Linked DNA regions of Homo sapiens: region 2 is linked to region 1. A link is an interaction called in ENCODE POLR2A ChIA-PET data of the cell type or tissue named here. Cell type or tissue: PC-9. All regions are shown on one strand. Links, peaks and the distances in the headings refer to the core of each region. The heading gives the core; the rest is flanking DNA. Region 1 has its middle 36 kb from the start of FAM220A. Region 2 overlaps RAC1 (Rac family small GTPase 1).

Region 1 (10,030 bases), core at 1,258-9,257:
AGGAGCTTTTGTGCAGAACATCAGATCAATTTCAAGAAAGTAGCAGACACAGAGTTCTGTTTTCAGGATTTAAGGTAGCTTGAAACCTGAAGTTGCTTTTCCCTGCTGTTTAATTTACACCAGCAACAGGAGACTCCTAGAATGAAACTAGGGGTTAGGAAGTTACAGGCCATGAAGAAAACTTTAGGAAGTTACAGGCCGTTAAGGAAACACCAGGCGGTGGCTCAGGCCTGTAATCCCAGCACTTTGGGAGGGCAAGGCAGGTGGATCACTTGAGGTCAGGAGTTCAAGACCAGCCTGGGTGACAGAGTGAGACTTTGTCTCAAAAAAAAAAAAAAAAAAAAAGAGAACTTTATGAAAACGTAATAAGTCATTAGTCCACATTGCTAATTTCTCAGTTAAAAGCATGAGCTCTGTTAAACTTGGAAGTTGTCTTGGCTGCTGCTGCTTTTTATTTAATTTTTTTTAAAATAGGGATGGGGTCTTGCTATGTTGCCAGGGCTAGTCTCAAACTCCTGGGCTCAAGCGATCCTCCTGCCTCAGCCTCCCAAAATGCTGGGATTACAGGTTAGAGCCTCTGGGAACCCATACAATAGAATATTAATCAACCTTTAAAAGGAAACTGGGCAAACTGCTCACTGGAATAAAATCTCTTTTCTCCAAATTCCTTTTCAGGAAACTTTTGTTCACATATGCCAGTCACAGAAAAGACAAATACTGTGTGATTCCATTTGTATGAGGTCCCTAGAGTAGTCAAATTCATAGAAACAGAAAGTAGAATGGTGGTTACCAGGAGTCAAGAGGAGAAAGAATGGTGAATTGTTTTTGTTTTTGTATTTTGAGATCGAGTCTCACTCTGTCACCCAGGCTGGAGTGCAGTGGCCCGATCTTGGCTCACTGCAACCTCTGCCTCCTGGGTTCAAGTGGTTCTCCTGCCTCAGCCTCCCGAGTAGCTGGGATTACAGGCACGCACCACCATGCCCGGTGAATTTTTTTGTATTTTAGGTAGAGACGGGGTTTCACCATGTTGGCCAGGCTGGTCTGGAACTCCTGATCTCAGGTAATCTGCCCGCCTTGGCCTCCCAAAGTGCTGGGATTGCAGGCGTGAGCCACCGCGCCTGGCCTGAATCGTTTAATGGATAGAGAGTTCCATTTTGCAACTTATTCAAAATTCTGGAGATTGGTTGCACCACAATGTGAATATACTTAACTCCACCGAACTGTACGCATAAAAATGTTTAAGACAATAAATTTCATGTTATGTATTTTTGCTTACAATTAAAAGAAAATATATGGGAGCAGATATAAATTTCCTCAGGATTTAGAAAATCTATTTCATCAACATTTTTAAAACCTTTCTTCCATTTTAACATACATATATTTTATGATGTTCTTTGGAATTTTATTGAATTATTTTCAATATATCTTTCAATTTGTTATGTCAAAAATAAAGTTCCGACCAGGCGCGGGGTGGCTCACGCCTGTAATCCCAGCACTTTGGGAGGCTGAGGTGGGTGGATCACCTGAGGTCAGGAGTTCAAGATTAGCCTGACCAACATGGTGAAATCGCATCTCTACTAAAAATACAAAAAAGTAGCCAGGCGTGGTGGGAGGCACCTGTAATCCCAGCTACTCGGGAGGCTGAGGCAGGAGAATTGCTAGAACCCGGGAGGTGGAGGTTGCAGTGAGCCGAGATCACATCATTGCACTCCAGCCTGGGCGACAGAGCTAGACTCTGCCTCAAAAATTAATCAATTAAGTAATTAATTAAAGTTCTATCGTGTGATCTGATAAATTTATTTTATTTTATTTAAGACAGAGTCTCTCTCTGTTGCCCAGGCTGGAGTGCAGTGGTGCGATCTCGGCTCATTGCAACCTCTGCCTCCCAGGGTCAAGCCATTCTCCTGCCTCAGCCACCCGAGTAGCTGGGACTACAGGTGTGTGCACCACGCCCAGCCATTTTTTTGTGTTTTTAGTAGAGAGAGAGTTGTTGGCCATGTTGGCCAGGCTGATTTTGAACCCCTGACCTCAAGTGATCCCCCCGCCTCGGTCTCCCAAAGTGCTGGGATTACAGGCGTGAGCCACCGTGCCTGGCCCAATCTGATAAATTTATTAGATAATTCAAGACATCTGTGTACGCCACTGTTTCACAAAGTGTAGTCCATAAACTGGGGTGCCTGAATAGATGCTGGGACCCTAGGAGAATCTGCATCTTTGCAGATTGGGGGATTACACTTGGCCATCTGTACTTCTGTTAAGTTTTTCCAGTGATTTTTATCACCAGTCAAGCTTGAGAGCTACTGATACAGTTTATACAACCGAAGTTAGGGAACGCTCCAAATAAAACAAACATTTTGCATGGTTTGGAATAAAAACACTAGGGAGTCGACGAAAGTGACAATGACCTTATGTAATTTTCTGTTGTTAAAAGAGCACAAAGTCTTCCAAATGTCAAATACAAAATGAATCCTATGAGGATAACAGTCCCCAAGGGGTGATAATTTACAAACGCTAGATCTAGGAACTTCAGTGAACTTAATTTTCATTCGTCTAATTTCATGTGTAACAACTGCTCTGGACATAAAGAAGAAAATGTTGTAAGTTGTCAGGGCATTTCAGTTATCACATCTGCCATTATTCCATCAGTTCCAAGGGCCAATTGGGCTCATTAGTCTGCCAGAAATATCCCATGTCCATGTACAGAGGAATGGTTAAACATTATAGTATGTCTATTCAATGGAATATTACTCAGCCATAAAAAGGGATGAAGCACTGATTCATGCTACAACACTGATGAGCCTCAAACACGTTATGCTAAGTGAAAGAAGCCAGACACAAAAGGCTCACATATTGTATGATTTTATTTATATGAAATATTCAAGGCCAGGCGCGGTGGCTCAAGCCTGTAATCCTAGCACTTTGGGAGGCCGAGGTGGGTGGATCATGAGGTCAGGAGATCGAGACCATCCTGGCTAACACGGTGAAACCCCATCTCTACTAAAAATACAAAAAATTAGCCAGGCGTGGTGGCGGGCACCTGTAGTCCCAGCTACTCGGAAGGCTGAGGCAGGAGAATGGCATGAACCCAGGAGGCGGAGCTTGCAGTCAGCCAAGATTGCGCCACTGCACTCCAGCCTGGGCAACAAAGCGAGACTCCGTCTCAAAAAAAAAAAAAAAAATTCAAAATAAGAAAAGCCATAGAAGCTAGATGCAGTGGCACACACCTGTAGTCCCAGCACTTTGAGAGGCAGGAGGATCTCTTGAGTCTAGGAGGTTGAGGCTGCAGTGAGCTGTGACTGCACCACTTCAGTCCAGCCTGGGGAGCAGTGAGACCTCATCTCAAAAGAAAATAAAAGAAATCCGGCCAGGTGCAGTGGCTCACGCCTGTAATCCCAGCACTTTGGGAGGCTAAGGCAGGCAGATCATGAGATCAGGAGATCGAGACCATCCTGGCTAACACAGTGAAACCCCATCTCTACTAAAAATACAAAAAAATTAGCCGGGCATGTTGGCAGGCACCTGTAGTCCCAGCTACTTGTAGTCCCAGCTACTCGGGAGGCTGAGGCAGGAGAATGGCGTGAACCCGGGAGGCGGAGCTTGCAGTGAGCAGAGATCGCACCACTGCACCCCAGCCTGGGCGACACAGCCAGACTCCGTCTCAAAAAAAAAAAAAAAAAAAAAAAGAAAAGAAATCCATATTCCCTGGCAAGCAGACTCAGAAAAAAAATAAAAATAAAAAGGAAAGAAATCCATAGAAAAATAATATAGATTGGTGGTTGCCAGTTAGGGGTGGGTGAAATGGGGAGCAATTGCTTAATGGGTACAGGTTTCTTTTTGGGGTGATGTTTTGGAACTAGATAGAGGTAGTATTTGCACAAAGTATATTAAATGCCACTGGAATTGTTTACTTTAAAATGGTAAATGTGGCCAGATGTGGTGGCTCACGCCTGCAATCTCAACACTTTGGGGGACTGAGGTTGAAGGATTGCTTGAGCTCAAGAGTTCAAGTCCAGACTGGGCAACAGAGCAAGACCCTGTCTCTCCAAAAAAAAACAAAAAAATAGTAATTACCTGGGCATAATGGCATGAAACTATAGTCCCAGGTACTTGGGAGGCTGAGGCAGAAGGATTGCCTGAGCGCAGTTCAAGTTGCAGTGAGCTATGATCGTACCACTGCACTCCAGTCTGGGTGACAAAGCAAGACCCTGTCTCAAAACAAAACAACACAAAAAAACAAAAAAACACAGGCTGGGTGCAGTGGCTCATGTCTGTAATCCCAGCACTTTGGGAGAATGAGGCAGGAGGATCACTTGAACCCAGGAGGCGAAGGTTTCAGTGAGCCGAGACCTCACCATTTCATTCTAGCCTAGGCAACAGGAGTAAAACCCTGTCTCAAAAAAAAAAAGGCACACAAGCATGTGAGATTAGCAACCACGAGGCTGAAAATTAACTTTGTTTTGTTGTTTTGGGTTTTTTTGTTGTTGTTGTTTTGTTTTTTTGGAATGGAGCCTCGCTCTGTTGCCCAGGCTGGAGTGCAGTGGTGCCATCTCGGCTCACTGCAAGCTCCACCTCCCGGGTTCATGCCCATTCTCCTGCCTCAGCCTCCTGTGGTGGTTTTTTTTTTTTTTTTTTTGGAAGAGATGGGGAGCAGTGGTCTCTGCATGTTGCCCAGGCTGGTCTCGAACTCCTGGCCTCAAGCAATCCTCCTGTCTTGGTCTCCCAAAGTGCTGGGTTCCAGGTCTGAGCCACAGTGCCCAGCAAAAATCAGTATTTAATGTTAATTTTTACCAGGCTGCTAGCTAGAAAAAAAAAGTACTAACCATGGTGCTGAGGGCCCCAGATCACCATAAATGGGCCTACAGAAGATCACTGCATTTTTCCTTTTTTTTGAGACGGAGTCTTGCTCTGTCGCCCAGGCTGGAGTGCAGTGGTGCGATCTCAACTCACTGCAAGCTCCGCCTCCCAGGTTCACGTCATTCTCCTGCCTCAGCCTTCCGAGTAGCTGGGACTACAGGCGCCCGCCACCACACCTGGCTAATTTTTTTTGTATTTTTAGTAGAGACAGGGTTTCACTGTGTTAGCCAGGATGGTCTCAATCTCCTGACCTTGTGATCCACCCGCCTCGGCCTCCCAAAGTGCTGGGATTACAGGCATGAGACACCGCACTGGGCCAATTCTCCTGCCTCAGTCTCCTGGGTAGCTGAGATTACAGGCACATGCCACCACACCCCGACTAATTTTTGTATTTTTAGTAGAGACAGGGTTTTGCCATATTGGCCAGGCTGGTCTTGAACTCCCGACCTCAAGTGATCGTCTCACCTCAGCCTCCCAAAGTGCTAGGATTACAGGTGTGAGCCACCGCACCTGGCCAGATCACTGCATTTATTTGGACAGTAACTTTTAGGCCTGCTATGAGACCTGACAACTACTTAAAATGCCACTTGAGTTATTTTATTTATTTTTAAATTTGTTTATTTATTTATTTATTTATATTTTTGTATTTGTTTTTGAGACAGAGTTTCACTCTGCCACGCAGGCTGGAGTGCAGTGGCGTGATCGCGGCTCACTGCAGCCTTGACTTTCTGGGTTCAAGCCATCCTCCTGCCCCAGCCTCCCAAAGTGCTGGGATCACAGGTGTGAGCCACTGCGCCAGGCCAACGCTATTTTACAAAGAAAGCAGATGAAGGTCAGAAAGGTTAAGTCCCTTGCCAGGGTCATAAGCAAGAAGTGGTGGAGGTGGGATTCAAACCCTGGTCTAGGTCTAAATGATTCCCAAGACCTCCTCCTGAAGCATCACATTGGCTAATGGGGTCTGCGTGTGTAAATAGTTTTCACTGCGGTAAAACACACATAACATAATATTTACCATCTTAACCCCCTTTTCTTTTCTTTCCGTTTTTTTTTTGTTTTTTTTTTTTTTTGGTTTTTTTTTTTTTTTTTTTTTGAGATGGAATTTCACTATGCCGCCCAGGCTGGAGTGCAGTGGTGCGATCTCGGCTCACTACAACCTCCGCCTCCAGGGTTCAAGAGATTCTCCCACCTTAGCCTCCCTAGCAGCTAGGATTACAGGCACGCGCCAACACGCCCAACTAGTTTTCTGTATGTTTAGTACAGATGGGGTTTCACCATGTTGGCCAGGCTGGTCTTGAACTCCTGGCCTCAAGTGATCCGCCCACCTAGGCTTCCCAAAGTGCTGGGATCACAGGCACAAGCCACTGCGCCCGTCCCATCTTAACCCTTTTTAAGTGCACAGTTCAGTGGCATTAAGCACAATGACATTGTTGTGCAGCCACCATCGTCCCCATCCATCTCCAGGACATTTTCATCTTCTCAAACAGAAACTGTGTCCCCGCTAAACACTCGCTCCCCTCTCCCCCTTCTCCTAGCCCCTGGCAGCCATCGTTCTACTTACTGTCTCTCCGGAGCTGTCTCTTCTAGGAACCTCATGTAAGTGGAATCCTACAATATTTGTCCTTTTATGCCTGGCTTATTTCACTGTGCATGTTTGGAAGGGTGGGTTTGTTTTCTAAGTAAAAAAGCAGCTTCATGCGCTTCCCAAAAGGAAATACTCTGTTTGCTTTGAAGACAAAGCCTATAGCAGGGCGTGGTGGCGGGCGCCTGTAGTCCCAGCTACTCGGGAGGCTGAGGCAGGAGAATGGCGTGAACCTGAGAGGCGGAGCTTGCAGTGAGCCGAGACCGCGCCACTGCACTCCAGCCTGGGCGACAGAGCGAGACTCCGTCTCAAAAAAAAAAAAAAAAAGACAAAGCCTAACTCTGGACCTATGGCCGCTGGGGTTGAGGGAGGTTGACACTGCCCCGCTAAAACAGTGGGGACAGCCCTGTGGCCAGATTATTCCCAAAGACACAGAACTGGATCAGACCCACTGAGCGACCAGCAGATGTACAGAGCTGACTCAAAAAGTTAGAGGACTATTTTTTTTTCTTTTTTGAGACGTAGTCTCTCTCCGTCACCAGGCTGGAGGGCAATGGTGCGATCTCAGCTCACTGCAACCTCCGCCTCCGGGGTTCAAGTGATTCTCCTGCCTCAGCCTCCCAAGTAGCTGGGACTACAGGCGCCCGCCACCACACCCGGCTAATTTATGTATTTTAGTAGAGATGGGGTTTCACCATGTTGGCCGGGCTGGTCTCGAACTCCTGACCTCGTGATTTGTCAGCCTCGGCCTCCCAAAGTGCTGGGATTACAGGTGTGAGCCACTGTGCCTGGCCGACTATTTCTTTTTTTTTCCGAGATGGAGTCTCGCTCTGTCACCCAGGTTGGAGTGCAGTGGCACAATCTTGGCTCACTGCAAGCTCTGCCTCCCAGGTTCATGTCATTCTCCCACCTCAGCCTCGCTAGTAGCTGGTACTACAGGCGCCCACCACCACGCCTGGCTAATTTTTTTTTTTTTTGTATCGTTAGTAGAGACGGGGTTTCACCGTGTTAGCCAGGATGGTCTCGATCTCCTGACCTCGTGATATGCCCGCCTCAGCCTCCCAAAGTGCTGGGATTACAGGTGTCAGCCACCGCGCCCGGCCTTGGCCGACTATTTCTTAATGTAACTTAAATTTTGGGCAACACAGTTTTGGCTCAGATATATACTATTTATCATCAATGAATGTAAGTTTTCCAGTTAAAAAAGACAAATTTTGGTTCCGTTAAGGAATTCACTGTTCATAGACATCCATAGAAATCTTCTCTTTTTCTTCCTTTCTTCTCTCACCCTGAGAGGTTCCCTGAACAGAAGCATATCTCCTGTATTTACCAGATTTGAGCTGTTTAACAAGCGGTTACTTTTGCTAATCTTTTGGATTAGTCTTTAGGACTGCCAGAGAAACACGGCCTTAAAAAGGAAATGTTTCTGCCTTAGAACTTCTACTGAGTTGAAAATAGTCATGATCGGTTAAAAAAAATAATGCTGCATAAGCACCGAAACGATTTGTCTCAAAACTGTTCCGGAGGGCTAAAAATAACTTCCAAACAGATAACAAAACCTGGGCAAGGCCCAGTATAAGAAGCCAGACCCAGCCGGGTGTGGCAGCTCACACCTGTAATCCCAGCACTTTGGGAGGCTGAGCCAGGAGGATCTCTTGAGCTCAGGAGTTCGAGACCAGCCTGGGTAACATCATGAAACCCTGTCTCTACAAAAAACACAAAAATTAGCTGGGTGTGGTGCCATGTGCCTGTAATCCCAGCTACTCAAGAGTCTGAGGTAGGAGAACTGCTTGAGCCCAGGAGGCAGAAGTTGCAGTGGGCCAAAATCGACCCTGCCTCAAAAAAATAAATAAAATAAAACAAAATAAGCCAGAGCCAACAGATTCTCAGTTCTTGGCTTAGTTTGCTCTGGAGCCAGGATCAAAGCTGATGCAGAGACTTATTCCTATCGTTGCCAAAGTGCAACAGAGCTTTTTACAGCCTTGGGTAGGAAAGTGCTAAGATGCATGATGTCAACGTCAGGAAGTCTCGCCTGGGCAGTGTTTTCAGTTGCGGGAGGAGGACAATTCTTTTTTTTTGTTGTTTTGTTTTTTGTTTTTTTAGATGGAGTCTCGCTCTGTTGCCAGGCTGGAGTGCAGTGGCATGATCTTGGCTCACTGCACCCTCCACCTCCCAGGTTCAAGCAATTCTCCTGCCTCAGCCTCCTGAGTAGCTGGGATTACAGATGCACACCACCACACCCAGCTAATTTTTGTATTTTTAGTAGAGACGGGGTTTCACTGTGTTGGCCAGGATGGTCTCGATCTCTTGACCTAGTGATCTGCCCACCTCGGCCTCCCAAAGTGCTGGGGTTACCAGCATGAGCCACTGTGCCCGGCCATCAACACACCCACTTAATAGCAAACCCAATTAATGTGGATTTTCCCCATTTGTCATCTTAAGTAACCGGCGTTGTGCCTACACTAGAACTTACAATAAAGCCAGGCGTGGTGGCGCATGCCTGTGGTCCTGGGTACTCGGGAGGCTGAGGCAGGAGGATCCCTTGAGCCTGGGAGGTCGAGGCTTCAGTGAACTGTGATTGCACCACTGCACTCCAGCCTGGGTGCCAGACGACGACCCTGTCTAAAACATAAATGATATTTTATTTATTTTTAATAAATAAAAAATATTTATATGTTTAATAAATAAAATAATGTTTTATATATTAATATATAACATTTTAGACATTAAAATATTTTATTTATTATAAAATATAAATTTATTTTATATAATATATAAAATATAATTATTTTATTGTAAAATTAATAAATAATATTTTATTTATTTTTTAGAGACACGGTCTTGCTCTGCCGCCCAGGCTGGAGTGCAGTGGCGCAATCTCGGCTCACTGCAACCTCCGCCTCCTGGGTTCACGCCATTCTCCTGCCTCAGCCTCCCGAGTAGCTGGGACTACAGGTGCCACCACCATGCCTGGCTAATTTTTTGTATTTTTAGTGGAGACGGGGTTTCACCCTGTTAGCCAGGATGGTCTCCATCTCCTGACCTCGTGATCCGTCCACCTCGGCCTCCCAAAGTGCTGGGATTACAGACATGAGCCGCCACGCCCGGCTAATTTTTATATTTTCCGTGGAGACGGGATCTCGCCATGTTGGAGGGCATCATTATTAATATTCAAGCATGCTTTGTTTATGAAGCAGAAACACCCAAGAGCGTCCAAATCCAGCCAATCTAACCTCTTTCGCTGCATAGTGTGGAAAAGCACGCTGCGCTTCCAAATGGAAGAAAATCGCCTTAAAATGAAGGCGTTGAAGTTCTATTGTGAAGCAGGACGAGGAGTACCCTTCCCAGCTCATCTCCAGGGGACCTCACAGGCCTGGCAGGAAAACAGCCACTTCCTGCCCATGACTGTAAGATGTATTATGTCACTTGGGGAATAAGTTCCAAATCCTATTTTTGGGAAAAGAGGTAACGTTGGAGGCAGTAAGGGGGAGGCCAAGTCCAGCCTGGAGCTGGAAGGAGCCCAGAGACTCCTCAGTAAGCCTGCCGTTCCAGGGAGACAGACGCTTGCAAAACCTGCCTCCATTCCTCGAGCGGTTC
Region 2 (9,286 bases), core at 1-8,000, 71 kb after region 1:
TCTGTCTTTTTGCATTAGTCATCTGATACCTTAGTACTGCCTACTTTTTCACATCTCCATCACTACGTAGCTCTTAAAATTGTAGTCTTCCTTGAAAGGAGATGTTTTTGTCAAGAGTCTTTGCCACCAAGGCAGGATTGCATGTGATCAGTAGGAATATTTTCCTGCAATGTCTTAATATGAAAAATTTCAAACAGACTAGTGGAAAGCATTGTACAGTCAACATGCACATACCCATGGCCTGGATTCTATGACAGTATTTTGCTCTACTTGTTCATTTTGCTGTATTTGCTTTATCATGTCTTCCTGTTATCAGAGGGAACCTTTTAAGAGGATTTATAGAGGAGTTGATTTTGTTTTTTGTTTTGTTTTGTTTTGCTCTTTTTGAGGTGGAGTCTTGCTCTGTTGCCCAGGCTGGAGTGCAATGGCATGATCTCTGCTCACTGCAATCTCCGCATCCCAGGTTCAGGCGATTCTCCTGCCTCAGCCTCCTGAGTAGCTGGGCTTACAGGCACCCACCACCATGCCTGGCTAATTTTTGTATTCTTAGTTGAGACAGGTTTCACCATCTTGGCCAGGCTGGTCTGGAACTCCTGACCTCAGGTGATCCACCTGCCTCGGCCTCCCAAAGTGATGGGATTACAGGCGTCAGCCACCATGCCCGGCCTGATTTTGAAAAAGAATAGGGACTGTGTGCAGTTACATATAAATTCTTATTTTTGAACTCTTGTGTGTTCAGCTGGCTTGTATCAACTACACCAGGGTTAGCCTTGATTCTGGAAGGGTGGATTCAGACTTCAGCTCAGTTGTACATAGTGTCTTCAGCCTAAGTGAGAAACTTTATGCACTATCTTAATTTTTTGAAGCTTCTAGTGGTAATAATTGCTGGCTTTTTTTTTTTTTTTTTGGTAGAAACAGAGTCTTGCTCTGTCGCCAGGCTGGAGTGCAGTGGCACGAAATCAGCTCACTGCAACCTCTGCCTCCCAGGTTCAAGCAATTCTCCTGCCTCAGCCTCCTGAGTAGCTGAGATTACAGGCGTGTGCCACCACACCCAGCTAATTTCTTTTGTATTTTAGTAGAGACGGGGTTTCACTGTGCTGCCCAGGCTGGTCTTGAACTCCTAAGGTCAGACAGTCCGCCCACCTTGCCCTCCTAAAGTGCTAGGATTACAGGCATGAGCCACCGTGCCTGGCTTATGGCTAGCTTTCTTTACATTGATTGTGAAGTCAGATATTGGTAGTAGAACATCATAATTTTAGATTGGGTTTTGTGTTTATTTAGCACTGCACTACTCTAGTGGTGTATTTTTCTGGACAGATTTTATCTGCATAGTTAACGCAGTTATATATAAGGCCTACCGTTACAGAATCCCCATACCTTGTTTGTCAGTGTAAATCGAGGACCTTCATGCGAGGTCTTTAATTTATTCAATAAGTAGGAATATATATTTGACAGTTACTAAATTCTACTGCCTTGTCCTTAAGATCTACATACTTTTTTTTGTTTTTTGAGTCAGAGAGTCTCGCTCTGTTGCTCAGGCTGGAGTGCAGTGATGCGATCTCAGCTCACTGCAACCTCTACCCCGTGGCCTCAAGCGATACTTCTGCCTCAGCCTCCTGAGTAGCTGGGATTACAGGCGCCTGCCACCACACTCAGCTAATTTTTTGTATTTTTAATAGAGATGCAGTTTCGCTGTGTTGGTCAGTCTGGTCTCGAACTCCTGGCCTGAAGTGATCCACCCGCCTTGGCCTCTTGCTGGGATTACAGGGAAGAGCCACTGCGCCTGGCCAAGATCTACTCACTTTTAGACAGCAATATATGCTCTGTATTTTGGTTTGCAATTGTAATTGTCATTGGAAGAGTTTGGCTTTTCTGTCCTGAGATCAACGTGTCTTTAAAAGAAGGCAGTGCAGAAAGTTGTTATTTTTTGAGCTTCTTGGATCTTTTATTTTTTTAACGTGAGGAAATTCCTAGCGTTTCTAGATTTGTTGATTGTGCTTTTAAGTTTTGGTTTATAGATTTCAGGAAGTAACACTAAAGTTTACCCTACTCTCCTCAAAAAGTAAGTAAAAAGTTCTCTTGGCTGGGCGTGGTGGCTCACGCCTGTAACCCCAGCACTTTGGGAGGCCGATGGGGTGGATCTCCTGAGGTCAGGAATTCGAGACCAGTCTGGCCAACATGGCAAAACCCTGTCTCTACTGAAAATACAACAACAAAAAAAAATTAGCTGGATGTGGTGGTGCTTACGTGTAGTCCCAGCTACTTGGGAGGCTGAGGCAGGAGAATTGTTCGAACCCAGCAGGCAGAGGTTGTGGTAAGCCAGGATTGCACCATTGGGCTCCAGCCTGGAAGACAGAGCCAAGACTCCGTCTTAAAGTTCTCTTAATGGAAAAATGAAGAACATAATAGCAACATAAGTTATTTGCTTTCATTGTGGTTATTTCTACAGGACAGGGCAGGGGAAGCACAGATAGGTTAAAAAAAATTGTAGCATCATGAGCTAGGGGGAAATCCAATGTAGAAATGGCATGAACTTTCTTCCAGCCGACTCATGTTCGTTTCCTAGAGTGATGACATTGCTCGATGATTGAAAAGAGGTTGAACTGAGCAGTTAATTATATAAAGTTAGAAATTCCAAAGAAGTAGTAACTACCAGAAATTCTCCAGCAGTATCAGTCAAGACTTGTGGCCAAATACGGCTTCCATTCTTCATGAGGGAAAGGCCATGGAAAGGCTGTCACATTGCCCAGTGCAGATGTTGACTTGGTTTGTGGAAGCGCAGCGTGGACAAGGAATGAATATACACTAATAGGAGTGGAATAACCTTTTTCTTTTACCTATTTGAATAAATTAAGTAAAAGTTTTAATCAGAAGACTTAAAGAGGAGTCGATTTTATCTTTTGATTGCACTAAGCTTAAATATAAGGTTGCACTTTAAGAATTCTGTAGTTTAATAATCATATTCTTATAAGACATAGATTTGTAACAAATAGTGATTGGTAATAAAATTTCAGTCAGTATCAGATTATGCCAGTACCTTGAATTTCTTCCCGGTTGAGCCTTTCTCAGCTAAAGATGTCATTCAGGAAAGGAAGTTTAGAGGATTTTAGACACAGCTGGTTGCCTTTATATTAGTAGTTTTGTTCCTCATATACATAGAGACTTAGGACAGAATAGTAAAAGAAGTGATAATGACATTTTATCATAACAGTCAAAACCTTCATAGCAGCTTATCCTTGACACTGAGTGGCAACTATTGTTAAGGTTTTTACACAACCTTTATCTTTTTTTTTTTTTTTTTTTTTTTTTTTTTTTTTTTGAGACGGAGTTTTGCTCTTGTTGCCCAGGCTGGAGTGCAATGGCGCAATCTCGGCTCACTGCAACTTCCGCCTCCCGGGTTCAAGCGACTCTCCTGCTTCAGCCTCCCGAGTAGCTGGGATTACAGGCATGCACGCCCGGCTAATTTTGTATTTTTAGTAGAGAGGGGTTTCTCCATGTTGGTCAGGCTCTTCTCGAATTCCTGACCTCAGGTGATCCGCCCGCCTTGGCCTCCCAAAGTGCTGGGATTACATGTGTGAGCCACCGAGCCCAGCCAACCTTTATCATTTTTAAAAAGGTCCCTTAGAGCCTTAGGCTCCACTTTCTTCCTCAGCTGCCACATCCAAACCATGGGTAAGCGATGCTTGATCTGCCTCCAAGTTCAAGCAGTCCAGGAAACAGCCCACTTATGTTCACTGTCCAGTCCCCATTCTTGGTCCAGGCCACCATGGATGGCTCCTGGACTGTAGCAACAGCTTCCATGTGTGTCTGCCTTGACTGAGTCCCTGGCGTCCTCAGGCTTCCTGCCACACTGCAGTTGGAGGCTTCTTCTAAAATCCAGTGCTTTCTGGGCAATTTAAAACCTGTGACTTTCCAAGTAGGATCTAGTCCCCATGTCCTTAACAAGAAGAGGTAACGTATTTCCCTATGCCACTGCCCACTTATTTTTTTATTGTTGAGATGGGATCGTGCTTTGTCACCTAGGCTGGGTGGAGTGGTGTGATCACAGCTCACTGCTGCCCTGAATTCCTGGGCTGAAGGGATCCTCTTGCTTCAGCCTCCTGAGTAGCTGGGACTACAGGCAAGAGCCACCACTTATTTTTGAATTTTTTGTGGAAACAAGGTCTCCCTATGTTGCCCAGGCTGGTCTTGAACTCCTGGGCTCAGCGATCCTCCCACCTCAGGCCCCTGTGCTGGGATTATAGCCTCCTGTGCTGGGATTACAGGCCTAAGCCACTGCACCAGGCTTTTATTTTTTAATTTAAAAAAATTTATTTTTTTGAGACAGGGTCTCACTTTGTCCCTCAGACTGGATGCACTGGTGCAATCTTGTTTCACTGCAGCCTTGACCTCCCTCCTGGGTTCAAGTGATCCTCGTGCCTCAGCCCCCCAAGTAGCTGAGACTACTGCTGCACACCGCCACACCCACCTAATTTTTGTATTTTTAGTAGAGAACGGGTTTCTCCATGTTGGCCCAGCTGGTCTTGAACTCCTGGGCTCAAGCGATCCACCCACCTCAGCCTCCCAAAGTGCTAGGATTACAGGCATGAGCCACCATGCCTGGCCTAAAAATATTTTTTTCAGCTCTAGAAATGTTAGCTCTTTTGCTGTACATTTCCAGAGCTGCTTTAATAATGACAGTTATCACACGCATAATTTCATGTGATGATTGCATTCTTAATTTTTAAATTTAACAACTGCACTTACTTCATGAGGTCTTGTTCATTGATACATCTTTAGCACCTAGTGTGCTTCTGGTGTAGCACACGGTTGATATAAATTGAAATTGAATTAATGCTCACAGTAGTTTGGGGATGGAGCTGGTAGTTCTGCATTAATTTTGCAGGTGAAAAAAAAAGGCATGAGGAAGTTGAAACTTGCCAAAAAATACAGCCAGTACGTGCTAGAATTGGCCCTGGGTCTCAAATCTGGGCTTCTGACTCCAAAGCTTAGGCTCCTGCTCATACAGGTTTATTTTCACATTCTAAGCTTTTAACGAAATGTATGTCCAATGAGTCATTTCTGTTTAGAAAGCCTTTAGGAGTTGGAAGCTACTTCCTGGTGATGTAATGTTTGACTCTCTAAAGTCTTTGGAATGGGGAGTTCCAACTTTTGTTAAGCCCTCAATAATGTCATGAGTGAATGAATATTGGCAAGACTGGCTGGGCCTGTAATCTGCCTTGAGTGTGAGGGAAAATGGAAAAGCGCTTAACTTTATGGTGAATTCTAATTTATAGTAGTTGAGATTGAACGACAAAAATCTTAAAATTATGATGCTGATGTGTCATTGTGACCTTGGTAAACTGACAGCACAGCAGAGAGAAGGGCTCATTAAGGAGAGCACTTGGCTAACTGAACCCTCAGGATGCCAGAGACTTGAATTCTCATGTAAGCCCTTAAGCTTGCCTTGTCAATGCTGTAAAAATTGGAGACCTTTATGTTTTGCTAATGATGTGGTGACCTTAGTTATTAGGTGATAGCCTCTTGAAAAACATTCCAGGTGGTTGGGAGACTTTCAGCCACCACTCTTCTGCCTGGCGGCACACTGGTAATATTAGGATTAGTCTCTACCCATTGCCAGTTGTGCAGGTGGTGCTCCTTTCTCTGAAGTATTTCTACACACTTCTCTGTTTGGCAAGTTTAACTCCCATCGTCTCTGAGCTGTTAATTAAATGTCTGGGATGTATTGTGATAGTCCCTGCTTATAGACTTATGGTGCTGTGTGAGGATTGGGGCTGGGGGAGGTGGCATTTAAATACAGCTGAATCAATGTGATGGCAGTTACGTGTGGTAGTTTATTGACTAAGCACTTTCTCTCAAGAGAACAGTCATTGCTGATTGCCATAGGGGAGGCTGTAGGGATGTGGTGGGATTTTGAGCTGTCCCACTTAAGGCAGCAGAATAAGTTACTTAAAGAGGAAGGCTGTGTTTGTATATTAGTGTTAATTAAAATACCTTTAGGCTGGGTGTGGTGGCTCCAGCCTGTAATCCCAGCACTTTGGGAGGTCCAGGTGGGCGGATCACTTGAGGTCAGGAGTTCGAGACCAGCCTGGCCAACATGGCGAAAACCCATCTCTACTAAAAATACAAAAAAATTATCCAGGCGTGGTGGTGGACAGCTGTAATCCCAGCTACTTGGGAGGCTGAGGCAGGAGAATCGCTTGAACCTGGGAGGCAGAGGTTGCAGTGAGCCAAGATGGTGCCTCTGCACTGCACTCCAGCTGGGGCGACAGCACGAGACTCGGTCTCAAAAAAAAAAAAAAAAGAAAAAAAAGAAAAAAAGAAAATATCTTCAGGATCAAACTTAAGATTCTTGATGAGAGGCTCTACAGATGTTCACAGAAGAGACGTGAAGTTTTAAAATCTTGTTTCTCTTGAGTCTTGTAGCTAGGTGACAACTGTTTCTTGACTATTAATGCTAACACCGGGTACCTAAACAGAATGTGATGGCTCCTGACTCTATCTTTCTGAGAAATTCTAGTTTGTTTACTTTAAATTTCAGGGTACCAATGTGTATGTGGTGATAAAGGGTTATAGAAAACATTTTCTTTAATGCTAAGTATGTGATGTATATGCCTTGATTTTTTTTCTCTAGAAATTATTTTAACTTAATAGTGAAAGCTAAGATTACATTCATGTTGACTAAGCAACCTTTTTTCTCTTTCTCTTTAGAGCTGTAGGTAAAACTTGCCTACTGATCAGTTACACAACCAATGCATTTCCTGGAGAATATATCCCTACTGTGTAAGTATCTTAAATTGGGAATTAACCTGTTTGTGTTACGGGTTTCACATTTCTTTGACCATTTGTTTTGCTGTAAAGCCATCTTTAATCCTCATATGAACAGATACTAATTTTTTCTTAAACATTCACTGAAACCTAATTATAAGGTATATTAGGCTTTTAAAAAATAGGGCTGGGGGTGGTGATCTCAGCACTTTGGGAGACTGAGGCGGGTGGATCAACTGAGGGTCAGGAGTTCGAGACCAGCATGGTCAACGTGATGAAACCCCATCTCTACTAAAAATACAAAAAATTAGCCAGGTGTGGTGGCGGGTGCCTGTAATCCCACATACTTGGGAGGCTGAGGCAGGAGAATCACTCGAACCGTGGAGGCGGAGGTTGCAGTGAGCCAAGATCACGCCACTGCACTCCAGCCTGGGCAATGAGAGCGAAACTCCATCTCAAAAGAAAAAAAAAAAAGAAACTTAGGGTAATATAAACTTTTCACAACTTTGCTAGTTGATTTTTAGACATCCAGAAAGCAAACTTTAACTGTCTGTGAGGTACAGAGACTGGATGATGTTAAAGAAAACCATAGTTGGACACAAGAACTCTGACCAAAAGTCTGATCAGAAACAGTCCTTGTCAGTGCACGAGTTTCAGATACACTGGCTTTCTGGGAACTGGAAAGGGAAAGATTCCATTACGTTTTAATTGGCCTTTTCTGATAAGTCATCAGTTGGTTACATGTCCGCATTGAGGTGTAGGGCTTTGGAATTGAAACTTGGGTGTGTGTGTTGAAGGGGGAATGGGAGGGTGGAATTGGCTATTGAATTGCTTACTCCCTATAGGCAGCAGAATTGGGTGGAGACAGGAAAGTGCTGCTCTGGTGATGGGTTACCCGGGAGCGCACGTAGCTGAGCCTCATAATGCACCATCCTGCAGCTGCTGTGAGTCCTCCCTGTGCAGGCTGGGGAGGTGTCGCCTCCTCCCCACCTGTGTTCACCTCCTCAGGCACAACACACACCCAGGTGCTCTCTGAAGTGTCGTACCCATGTTTTTGTTGTTGTTGTTGTTGTTTTCCTTTTTTTTTTTTTTTTTTGGAGTTAGTCTCTCTCTCTTGCCCAGGATGGAGTGCTGTGATGCGATCTCAGCTCACTGCAGCGTCTGCCTCCTGGGTTCAAGTGATTCTCTGCCTCAGCCTCCCAGGTAGCTGTGATTACAGGCATACACCACCACACCTGGCTAATTTTTGTTTCTTTAGTAGAGACGGGTTTCACCATGTTGGCCAGGTTGGTCTCAAACTCCTGACCTCAGGTGATCTGCCCACTTCAGCCTCCCAAAGTGCTGGGATTACAGGCGTGAGCCACGGCACCCATTTTTTACTGTAAGTGGAATCATGCTGTCCCTGTTGTCCTAAATTTATGGGGGAGATTTTCCTTATCTACATATGTAGATAAAGGTTTAATCATTAATGATTAATGATTTTGAAGTACTATAACTGATTTAACCCACTGGTCACTTGGACTCTTGGTGTTAACAAACATTGCTGGGTTCAGTGTTGTCCCTTATGTCTTTGTGTACACTTGATAGATTATTAGAAGCAAAATCGTGCCAAATCAAAAGACAATGGATGTTTTAAATTTTGGTAGATACAGCTGGGCGTGATTGCTCACGCCTGTAATCCCAGCACTTTGGGAGGCCAAGACGGAAGGATCACTTGAGGTCAGGAGTTCGAGACCAACCTGGCCAACATGTTAAAACCCCCACCTCTGCTAAAAATACAGTAGTTAGCCGGGTGTGGTGGTGCACTCCTGTAGTCCCAGCTACTCAGGAGGCTGAGGCATGAGAATTGCTTGAACCCGGGAAGCAGAGGTTGCAGTGAGCCAAGATTGTGCCACTGCACTTCAGCCTGGGTAACAGAGTGAGACTCTGTCTCCCAAAAAAAAAAAAAAATTAAAAAATTATTTTTTGGTAGATAACTACCAAATTGCTGTCTATAAAGCTGTCACTTTGCTGGCCTTGACTTAAGTGGCCTCTTAGTACACACTGCCATTAACGTGGGTTGAAGTTATCTAACCGTTTTCATTTCCAATCACAGATGTGGTTAAAATCTTTTGAATTTTTTTTTTTTTTAATTAAAAAAGTTTGCTCACGCCTGTAATCCCAGCACTTGGGGAGGCTGAGCTGGGCGGATCACTGAGGTAAGGAGTTTGAGACCAACTTGGCCAAGATGGTGAAACCCTGTCTCTACTAAAAATACAAAAATTAGCTGGGCATGGTGGCACATGACTATAATCCCAGCTATTCGGGAGGCTGAGGCAGGAGGATTGCTTGAACCTGGGAGGTGGAGGTTGCAGTGAGCCAAGATTGTGCCTCTGCACTCCAGCCTGGGCAACAGAACAAGACATTGTCTCCAAAAAAGAAAAAAAAAATATGTGTTTTTGTAGAGCTATGTTTTGCTATATTGCCCAGGCTGGTCTTGAAGACCTGGCCTCAGGTGATTCTCCACCTTGGTCTCCCG

Evidence for each region. ChIA-PET counts read pairs that join two places held together with the same protein. Peaks named below come from ENCODE experiments on the same cell type or tissue, not always from the same donor. Only the 100,000 strongest peaks of a DNase experiment are listed, where the experiment ranks them.
Region 2: POLR2A ChIA-PET joins it to region 1 with 15 read pairs; 5 of 35 experiments call an interaction of 5 or more read pairs at or near these places.

The regions. Positions count from the first base shown.
Region 1 is chr7:6,308,039-6,318,068 of GRCh38, forward strand. No RefSeq gene overlaps it. Among named protein-coding and RNA genes, the nearest start is that of FAM220A, 36 kb to the right of the region's middle. In PC-9, for the core only: no CTCF peak of the experiment used is centred there; no DNase peak of the experiment used is centred there.
Region 2 is chr7:6,380,501-6,389,786 of GRCh38, forward strand. RAC1 (Rac family small GTPase 1) reads left to right here. Exons shown (of 6, transcript NM_006908.5): 2 at 6,712-6,783. Among named protein-coding and RNA genes, the nearest start is that of RAC1, 11 kb to the left of the region's middle. In PC-9, for the core only: no CTCF peak of the experiment used is centred there; DNase peaks (open chromatin) are centred at 4,021, 5,061 and 5,507; H3K4me3 peaks cover 1,232 bases; H3K27ac peaks cover 7,954 bases.